2 separate regions of the Homo sapiens genome follow, and region 2 is linked to region 1. A link is a loop called in an ENCODE intact Hi-C map of the cell type or tissue named here. Cell type or tissue: ascending aorta. All regions are shown on one strand. Links, peaks and the distances in the headings refer to the core of each region. The heading gives the core; the rest is flanking DNA.

Region 1 (4,388 bases), core at 89-4,088:
AGGGAATCAATGCCTGTGAAAGGAATGGGGAGGAAGTAGATTTGGGCAGAGGGAGAAGCTGAGATGTGATGCAGGGATGCAGGATCAGCCAAGCCTTGGGCAGCCCATCAGGTTGCTGGGAGCATGTCCTGAGTCTCCCATGGGATGAATGGCCAGGCTTCTGTGCCCCCATGCAGATGAGGATGTGGGCAGCCTAGGAGGGCGTGTTCCATGCTGTCTCTGTAGTTGAGGCAAATCCTGAAGGAGCCAACAGGGGGGCAATCAGTCCCTCCTGGAAGGGGGGCCTGCATGGGGAGCTCCACATTCACCATAAGCTCCCCAAGAAACAGGCTGCCCTCACATCCTTTCTGGGGCTCTGCTTTTGGGAGAGCCCAGATAAAGACACTGGGTGAGGTACTGCCAGGGTCAGCGTCCCAGGGCACAGAGAGGATAGAGAAGGGCAGAGAACAGATTTGGGGCTTGAGGGCAGCACATCCATTCAACAAGCACAGCTGACATCCAGTGCTGGAGGCCCAGAGGTGCCCAGTGTGTGCAAGACTGCCCTCCTGCCTCCTCACTGAGTGGACACCCTCCCCCTCTTCCAGCACTCAGAGGACCCCGCCCAGGAAAGCCTTCCTGCTTTTACTAGGGAGGAACAGAAACTGCTTGATCTCCCCGACAAGCGCCACCTGAGCTAGAGGGGAGTAAAATCTACCCTCATTTGGGGACCGTCTCATTTACATCTTTTACAACGTTAAACAGAAGAAAGCATCACTTAGCAGGTGCCCACCCTGATATCCAGCACCACCCTTTGCATTTGCTGTGATTACCTCCTTTAACACAGGTGGAAAATGTGACTCAGAGAGGTTAAGTAACTTACCCAAAGTCACACAGCCAAAACCCAACAGAGCCAGGATTTAGAGACATTCTGATTGACTTCATATTCCATGTAGATGGCACTATGAGGCACTGTCTCAGAAAGTTTTCTGCACACGTATTCCCCCATCCTACTCCCCAAGGCAAAGCAGAAGGCTGGGCTCTGGGTTTTTCTGGCTTGGGATGCCTTAATCAGACCTCCAGCCCAAGCCAGTTTTCAGCGGCTTCTCCCGCGTTCCCAGCCTGTCTTCAATCACGCCGCAGCAGCCCCTACCTTGTTCATCACCGGCTTTCCTTCTCGTGCCTCCTCTAATTTTGCTCCATATCCTTTATGATGAACCATTGCATGGAGGGTGATTTACAACCTCCACTCTCATCTGCCTAGGGTTTAAAAAAAAAAAAATAGAAGAATTAAATTGGATCAAGCGCTCCAAGATCCTGTCTCTGACTTCAGCCTCTCTCGTTTACCCAGTGATGCATCACGCTGTGTTCTAATGGCTTCCTAATGGGCAACTTAATCTGTCATTAAACCCACTCACCAAGCGCCCCTTGCCAGACTCCTCGGCCATTGGTCTGCTTGCTGAGCCACGGCGTCTGTGGGGTGGCCCCGTCCTCAGATTGGCAGGGGTTCTAAAAGGAAGCGTATCCTTTCGTCTGGGGTCCCAGGCTCAAATGCCGACGGGGCCAGAGAGGTAAGAAAGGTGAGCAGGGCTGGGGGCTGGGACTCTGCGGCCGTCTAACGGGCAGCCCCTGCTCGGCCCCCCTCATCGCTGACTTATGGGGATCTGGGCCCAGAACTTCCCATTTCTTGACACAAGTCGGAGATGTAGAAGTGTATGTATAATCTTCCCCTTTTAAAAATGTCAGCATCTATTTAAAAACATTTTTTTTAAACACTGGGCAGGCCAAATAAAACATGGCAGCCGGCAGCTTTGGTCCCCACTGTCAACTCCTTCTCAGAGAGACCCCGAGATACCCCCCTGTGCTGCTCCCAGTCCCGGAGATTTCCTACAGCTCTGCTCAGCACGGGTAAGAGAATAATAAATCGGTCACTTCACTATCCAATTAGCAGCTGTTGCTCCCCGCTGGAGGAAGAAAACAAACAGGAAGACCCTGCCCTGTTTTGTTTAGGATCAAACTCGCCTCTGTACCACCTACCGGAGGGACTCTGGGGTTTGAGTTCTGGGGACAAGCGCGTGCCCCTGCCTCCGAATGAGCTCCTTTTACGTGTGAGTCCTGGGCACAAAACCACAGCCACCACAAGCCGCGGATGCTTCCCCAGCGGGCCCCGCGAAGGGAAACTCCGTGCAGGGGCAAAGCTGAGTTTTGCAACCAGTGAGCGGGAGCCCGGGGGGCGTGGCCAGGCTGAGGGGATGCGTTGTCCTGGTAACCCGTAACTTCCAGAACCATCCATCCTCTGGGGACTTCCTCTATGGGGCTGAAGGGCTTTCTTTCAGTCTCTCCTCAAGCCCTGTCAACATCACAGCAACATATTCCCTTAAATTCCTGAAAAGGTGCCACACTTGAGAGGCAGTGTAGAGTGTGAACCCTGGAGCCAGACCACACAGGATTAGGTGAAAGGCACTTAGCTTCCGCGGGAGCTGGAGCAAGACATTTAACCCCTCCAGCCTCAGTTTTCTTATCTGTCAAGTGGAGATCATAGTTGTGCTGACCCTGAAGGTGAAGATTAAATCAGTTAACATACGTAGCACATCCCCTGTAGTTCCTAGGGCAGGGTAAGTGCTATGTAAGTGTCAGGAATGGTAATAATAATTTGGGGGAGCATCCGCTGTCCTCTTAGCTCTGAGAGATAGAGGCTCATCAATCTATGGGATCTCACATTAAGACATAGTTGAGCTGTCTCTGGGATGCCAAACTCCTAGAGTTTATCACTTCCCCCCTCTCCATGTATTGTATCCTCTCCCCTCCATCAACTCTTTGGAACTGTGGAAAGTTCTACCCCTTTCCAAACCCAACTCCAACGATACTCCTTCATACCACACACAATGTTCTTCACCCTCCTCTGAACTCATTTTATGCTCTATTGGCACACACACAAGAGCACTTATCACCATTTGCCTTAGACAGTAGCTATGTGTGGATACGATTTATCTCACTGGAGACCGTGACCTCATCTTATTTTTTATATCCCCCGTCGCACTGTGTCTTCGACATAATAGGTGTTAAGTCAATATTTGCTAAAGATATGTTAAGTGAATAAATGAATTAGATTCCCTGAAACAACCAGGGAGATTCACCTGGAGGAAGTCTGAAGTTTGAGAGCTTAGAACTCTCAGAATGGACTTGAACTTGGCCAAGGAAATCTCAGGGGCTATCAATAATAAGCAATAATTATAATAAATAAGAAAATACTAGCATTTATTGTGTGTCTGCTGACTGCCAGATGCTGCTCTAAACTATTGACACGGACTATTTTCTGGAATTTTCACACCTGTCTGGTGAGGTTTGTTCTACTTTTGTCATCTCACAATCCCAGCCAAGGATGCTGCAGTTTAGGGGAGTGGAGTAATGTTCCTAAGACACAGCTGGCCAGTGGCAGAGTACGGATTTGAACCAGGTAATTTGGTTCCCATGGAAGCAAATATTTGAGCGCATACACTTAATTAGGGAAGTGGCCCTAGGGAGCACTGGTAGGGGGATGAGGAAGTGAAACGGAGGGAAGGAAGTAGAGTGAGAGTTTGTTCACAAGCAGGTCATCTCTGTGTGCAATGAAGCTCATTCCCACTGGGGACTACGGGGAGACTGCAGAATAGAACCTGCCTCAGAGCCATCATCCCAGAGGCTAGGGAGCATGGGCATTTACCCAATTCCCTTCATCTTTGGTTGGGGCTGCTCTTGGGGACAACCCCAGGCACTTCCAGCCTGGCCAGTGCATGGACTGAGCATGCTCCTGTGGCCAGAGACAGCCCCAGACAGAGTGACAGGTTTCTTCAGTAAGAAGCTGGTGTTGCGTACAGCAATGGTGAATGCCAAAGGCAGGAGATAGGGGGCCAACACCATCTTCTACATCAGGGGGCTGGTTCCAGAGGCATTCCTCTTTCCACCAGCCCGCAGTCCAGCTCTGCTCACAAACAGATTCCTTCCTTCCCTCCCTCCCTCCCTCCCTCCCTCTCTCTCTCTCTCTCTCTCTTTCTTTCCTTCTTTCACAGAGTTTCACTCTGTCACCCAGGCTGGAGGGCAGTAGTGCGATTTTGTCTGCCTCCCGGGTTCAAGCAATTCTTGTGCCTCAGCCTCCCGAGTAGCTGGGATTGCAGGTGCCCCGCCACCATGCCCAGCTAATTTGTGTATTTTTAGTAGAGACAAGGTTTTGCCATGTTGTCCAGGCTGGTCTCGACCTCCTGAGCTCAAGCAATCCACCCATCTCGGCCTCACAAAGTGCTGGGATTACAGGCATGAGCCACCATGCCTGGCCCAGAAAGCCCACACTTTCTGATGTTCTTGTCTGGGCAGCAGATGCCTCCTCTAGGCGCACTTTAGCCTATTTTTAGTCTCATTATTGTTTCCATAGCCTT
Region 2 (4,388 bases), core at 189-4,188, 150 kb after region 1:
GAGCCTCACCATCACACAACCAAGGTCAAACTGTTTCACCAAGGGCTAAGGACTCCATTCCTGAGCTCAGTCCCCTATTTCTAGCACTCTTGATTACCTTTTTTTATTTTTTAAGAAAAAAAAGATAGTTCTTGTTCTCTTGGGAAGAGATGCATCTTGAATCTCTAACAAATAACTATTTAAGACCAGTGAGGGTCTAGAAAGGAAAGTGATGCCCATAGATGGACTCAGAACCAGCAGTCTACCAACAAGCCTCCTCCCCAGCAGTCTCTTCAAGCTGTGGCCATTTCTGTGAAGGAGGCTGAAGAGTAGCTCTTCACTCCGCAGAATTAATTACTGAGGACCACAGGCCTTGTCTACACTTGGCATAAAGAACAGTTTTTAACAAGTGATTGATTTCACACACACACACTTGCAGAAATCAGTCTCTCAACAGGCAGTCTCCTCCTCCTTTGCTGGTGAGAACATAAACTGGTGCGGGCTCTCTGGAGAGAGATTTGGCAGAATGGATGGAGAACCTTAACAGAGCTCATACCTTTTATTGCTACAATTTCCCTTCTAGGAATTCATGCACAAGAATGCTCATTCTAGCCTCATTCATATTAGGAGAAAATTAAAATCAACCTTGATGTCCAGCAATCAGGACTGAATAAATTATAGCATGTCCATTCAGTGGAAAATAATGCAGCCATTAAGCAAACATAAGGTATGTGGTAGACTGCAAAAATAGCCACAATTATTCCCTTCCCCTTATCCATGCCCCTTATAATGTGACTTTGCCACAATTCCCAAAAAGAGGTAGAGTCTATTTTGCACCTCCTGGCCATGCGAGTCACTTTGGTCAATAGAATATAGAGAAATTGACAGTCAGTGCTCCTGTCTTTAGACCTCAAGAAGCCATGAGCACTCCTGCACTCTCTCTCTCTCTCTCTCTCTCTCTCTCAGACTCTCTCTCTTCCCCCTCCCCACCCACCTTGCCTTCTCACTCTTGCTCTTGTTCCAGCTCTCAAAATCTTGACATTGACATGTGCACAAACCCAGCCTAGCCTACTGGAGGATGAGAGACCCCATGGAGGAGAGCTTAGCAGTCTCAACTGAGGCCATCTTCGATCTGACTCTAACCAGCTAACCCTCAAATACATAAGGGAGTCACCAAGTTCAGCAGAGCCACTCACCTGTCACACTTGATTATAGATACACCAATGAGCTCAGTCAAGATCAGAAGAGCCCTCCAGCTGACCAGAGGTCTCATAAGCAATAGCAAATTCTAAATGTTTTAAAATCAGCAGTTCTCAAAGCATGGTCTGGGATCTGGGAACTCCTGGGGAGTCCCTGAGGCCCTAGTAGAGGATCTGCAAAGTCCAAACTCTTTTGCTAATACTACTAACATGTTATTTGCCTTGTTCACTCTCAAGAGTGTACAGTGGACTTTCCCATAGGTTATATGATGTGTAATAACATTATTGCTGTGACAGTTAATAGAATACATGTGTGTGCATTCTTCATTCTAAAATTATCTCAGCTTTAATTTCCTATACAGTAAATATTGATAGATATAGCTGACCTAGCAAAAGTTCTTTGAGGTCCTTAATGACTTTACAAGTGTAAAAGTGTCCTGAGACCAAAAATGTTTGAGAACCGCTGTAAAACCATTGGGTTTGGGGGTAATTTGTATAAGACGTCTATACAAATATAAGCATGTAATCAAAATGTTAATAGTGATCATCTGTGGATGATGGGATTATGGGAAATGTGTATAGAGATTTTTCCCTTTTTTATACTTTATCTGTATTTTCCAACTTTTTATAAGAAATGTTTTGCTTATATGAGAAATATAGCTTTAAGATAAAGTTGACTGATCTGTATAATCTTTAGAAAGAAGAGAGAAACCTCTCTTGCTCTATGGGAAGGTCGCTCCTGTGGGAAGGTCTTGGCAGAAGGAAATAAACATGTTGAAGGCCATTCTCTGTAGCCCTGGTCACCTCCATCCAGCGAAAGTAGCAAAGGGACCCTGAATTTCCACCTCCTCCACTTCTAGAGGGCAGTTTGGTCAGCTTTCTCTCGCTGTCCTCTTTTCAAATAAGAAAAACAAGGACTCTAGTTCCCAATGTAAGGATCCACTCAGAGAAGCCCCCAAACAAGAAGTGAGCAAGAGCCATTTTCTATTCCTGCCTGTGAAGAACCTCTAGAAGTTGACTGCATTCCAGCAGCAGTTGCCTAGGGAACACCAGTGACAAAAAGGAGCCGTGAGGACACACTAAATAACTTTAGCAACTATTTGCATTTGGCAGATGTAGCCAAGGGCAGGGCCCTGCCTGGCTCCCTGTGGAAGCCGCAGGAGCCCCACAAGGAAGGGGGGGCCACTGGAACAGTCATAGGGGAGCAGGGAGGTGGGTGAAGAAGTGAGGGCCTTAACTCTTTCATTGCCCCTCCCCAAGCCTGCTGGGGCAAGGGTTTGTCCCAGAAGAGATCTCCTGGGCTTTGTGGAAACCCCAGAGAAAGTGCAGCCTCTTCCGGGAACTGGGTCCTCCCACACACCCACAGCCTACAGCCCCCCACCCACCCACCATGCCCCCCAGTCTTGCTTCTGCTTCCGCCACCAGGGAAGGCAGGTGACAGGATGGGCTGTGAGCTCCAGGCTCAGCCTTGCTGTGGCAGCTAATTGGGATGGTTTTTACCTGCCAGGTGAAAAGTCTGCCTGGGGAGGGGCAGTCAGCTCTCTGTCAACCCTGCTTCCTCTCTGTCTGCCAGCTCTCATTAGGACTAAGCCAGTCCCATGGAGCCCCAAGAGGAGAAGAGGCCAATGAGCCAAGCCGTTCCTGCCTGTGGCCTGGAAATCAGAGCTGCTTCGAGCAAGCTCTGCGCGGGCTCTTTAAGGTGAGCCCCAGTGCCTGGGCTTCCCACTCTCTGGGTGGGATGGAGACGAGACCGAAAATAGAAAGCAGCAGAGGCCCAGACCAAGCCTGGCTTTTCTCACTGCCCCCTTCAAAAAGTTCTGCTCAGATCAGATGATATCAGAAATGATTGGCGCCTTTATTTCCCCCCTTTGCTTCTAGTCCCCCACCCCCTTTCCAGTTTGACCACATCTGTAGGCTCTGTTGAAACAGAGCCAACATAAACAAAAACAAACTGAAACCCAGCAGCCAGCGAGGGCGGGATGTGCCACCCATCTGGGCAGGCCACGTGCAGGGCTGAGGACTGCCAAGGCACACCTCCTGCTGGTAAAAGGCACCGTGTGGAGTAATTAACCTCCAGGGCTTGGTGAGTGAAAAGCACCATGTAACCATGCTGGGTAATTGAAGAGGAAGAGAGGAGCGCTCTCCCGAGTGAACATTCAAATGTGTGCAGCTTGCTGGACCCTCTCAAGCAGGATGGCAGTCGGTTGGCCATGCCCCATAATGTGGCTGTCATCATTTGTCTTCCAAATTGTTGCCCAATCAGAATGGCTTCGGGACCCTTCGGCTTCTATGTATGCATATGTATAAAGAGACTTCTTAAAGCCATGCAGGATTTGTTGTTTTATTTTTTAGTGAGAATGTCCAGAGCTGGCGAAAGCAGAAGAGAAATAAACACTCCGGTAGTCTGCTGGTGAGGATGACAACTGGTCGACATTTCTAGAGGCCAGTTCCGGCTCCAACACTGCTTGCGTGTATCTGTGAAAGAGACCCAGGTGCCATGAGGCTAGGAAGGCTGGGATTTCGCAGCTCTTTGCACTGAAACTGCTGTTTCCTTGCTGGTGCTGCTGGAGATGAAAATCCACCATCCTCCAGAAACCCAAATCTCTCCTGGCACCAGCTCCCGGTGGCCAGCAAGTCCTATCATCAACTGGAAGAAATGAATGACATGCTCTCCGCATCACACTCACTTAGAGGGGTCACACAGCAAAGCTGCTTAAGCCCCTGAAGCATTTGAGTTTAGAGATGTCTCCCCTTCAGTTGACAGCTGTGACTTTCCAGAAAACACATATGCCACTGTGAGGTAGGGTAGTTTCTTGTATTCATTATACAGTACCCAGAGCTCCTCCCTGTGCTGTTTATGCTGTCAGATATCTTGTTTACCACGAAAGACACCATCCCCCATCATGGGGGTCCCCGAAACTGGACCACCATCCAAGCTATCTAAATTCATTAGTCCCAGTAGCATATGTCCAAACTCAAATGTGGATGAGTCAGGAGACTTCACTTCTTAGAGGCTGCAAATAGACAACCAGAAAAAGGATTCTCATCTAATTCTGTTCATCTGGTCGTTCAAATTCTGGTTCCTACTCCACCCAAAACACCATTACATGAGCCTGAGAAATGACTGGATTACACAGACAAATACATTCTCAATGCGTTCCTTGGGATTGTGGGATTAAGCTGATTTTCTGCCCTTCGCATCTTTCTTTG

What was found. A loop is a pair of places that touch in the nucleus more often than their neighbours do. Peaks named below come from ENCODE experiments on the same cell type or tissue, not always from the same donor. Only the 100,000 strongest peaks of a DNase experiment are listed, where the experiment ranks them.
Region 2: a loop joins it to region 1, with 2.2 times the contacts of the local background. A loop is called at or near these places in 5 of 110 quality-filtered maps.

Annotation. Positions count from the first base shown.
Region 1 is chr3:72,098,775-72,103,162 of GRCh38, forward strand. LINC00877 (long intergenic non-protein coding RNA 877) reads right to left here and starts at 1,681. Exons shown (of 7, transcript NR_104116.1): 1 at 1,395-1,681; 2 at 1,130-1,236. RefSeq lists an enhancer at 959-1,799. In ascending aorta, for the core only: no CTCF peak of the experiment used is centred there; a DNase peak (open chromatin) is centred at 2,167; H3K4me3 peaks cover 1,418 bases.
Region 2 is chr3:72,253,117-72,257,504 of GRCh38, forward strand. No RefSeq gene overlaps it. Among named protein-coding and RNA genes, the nearest start is that of LINC00870, 100 kb to the left of the region's middle. In ascending aorta, for the core only: no CTCF peak of the experiment used is centred there; DNase peaks (open chromatin) are centred at 2,305 and 3,169.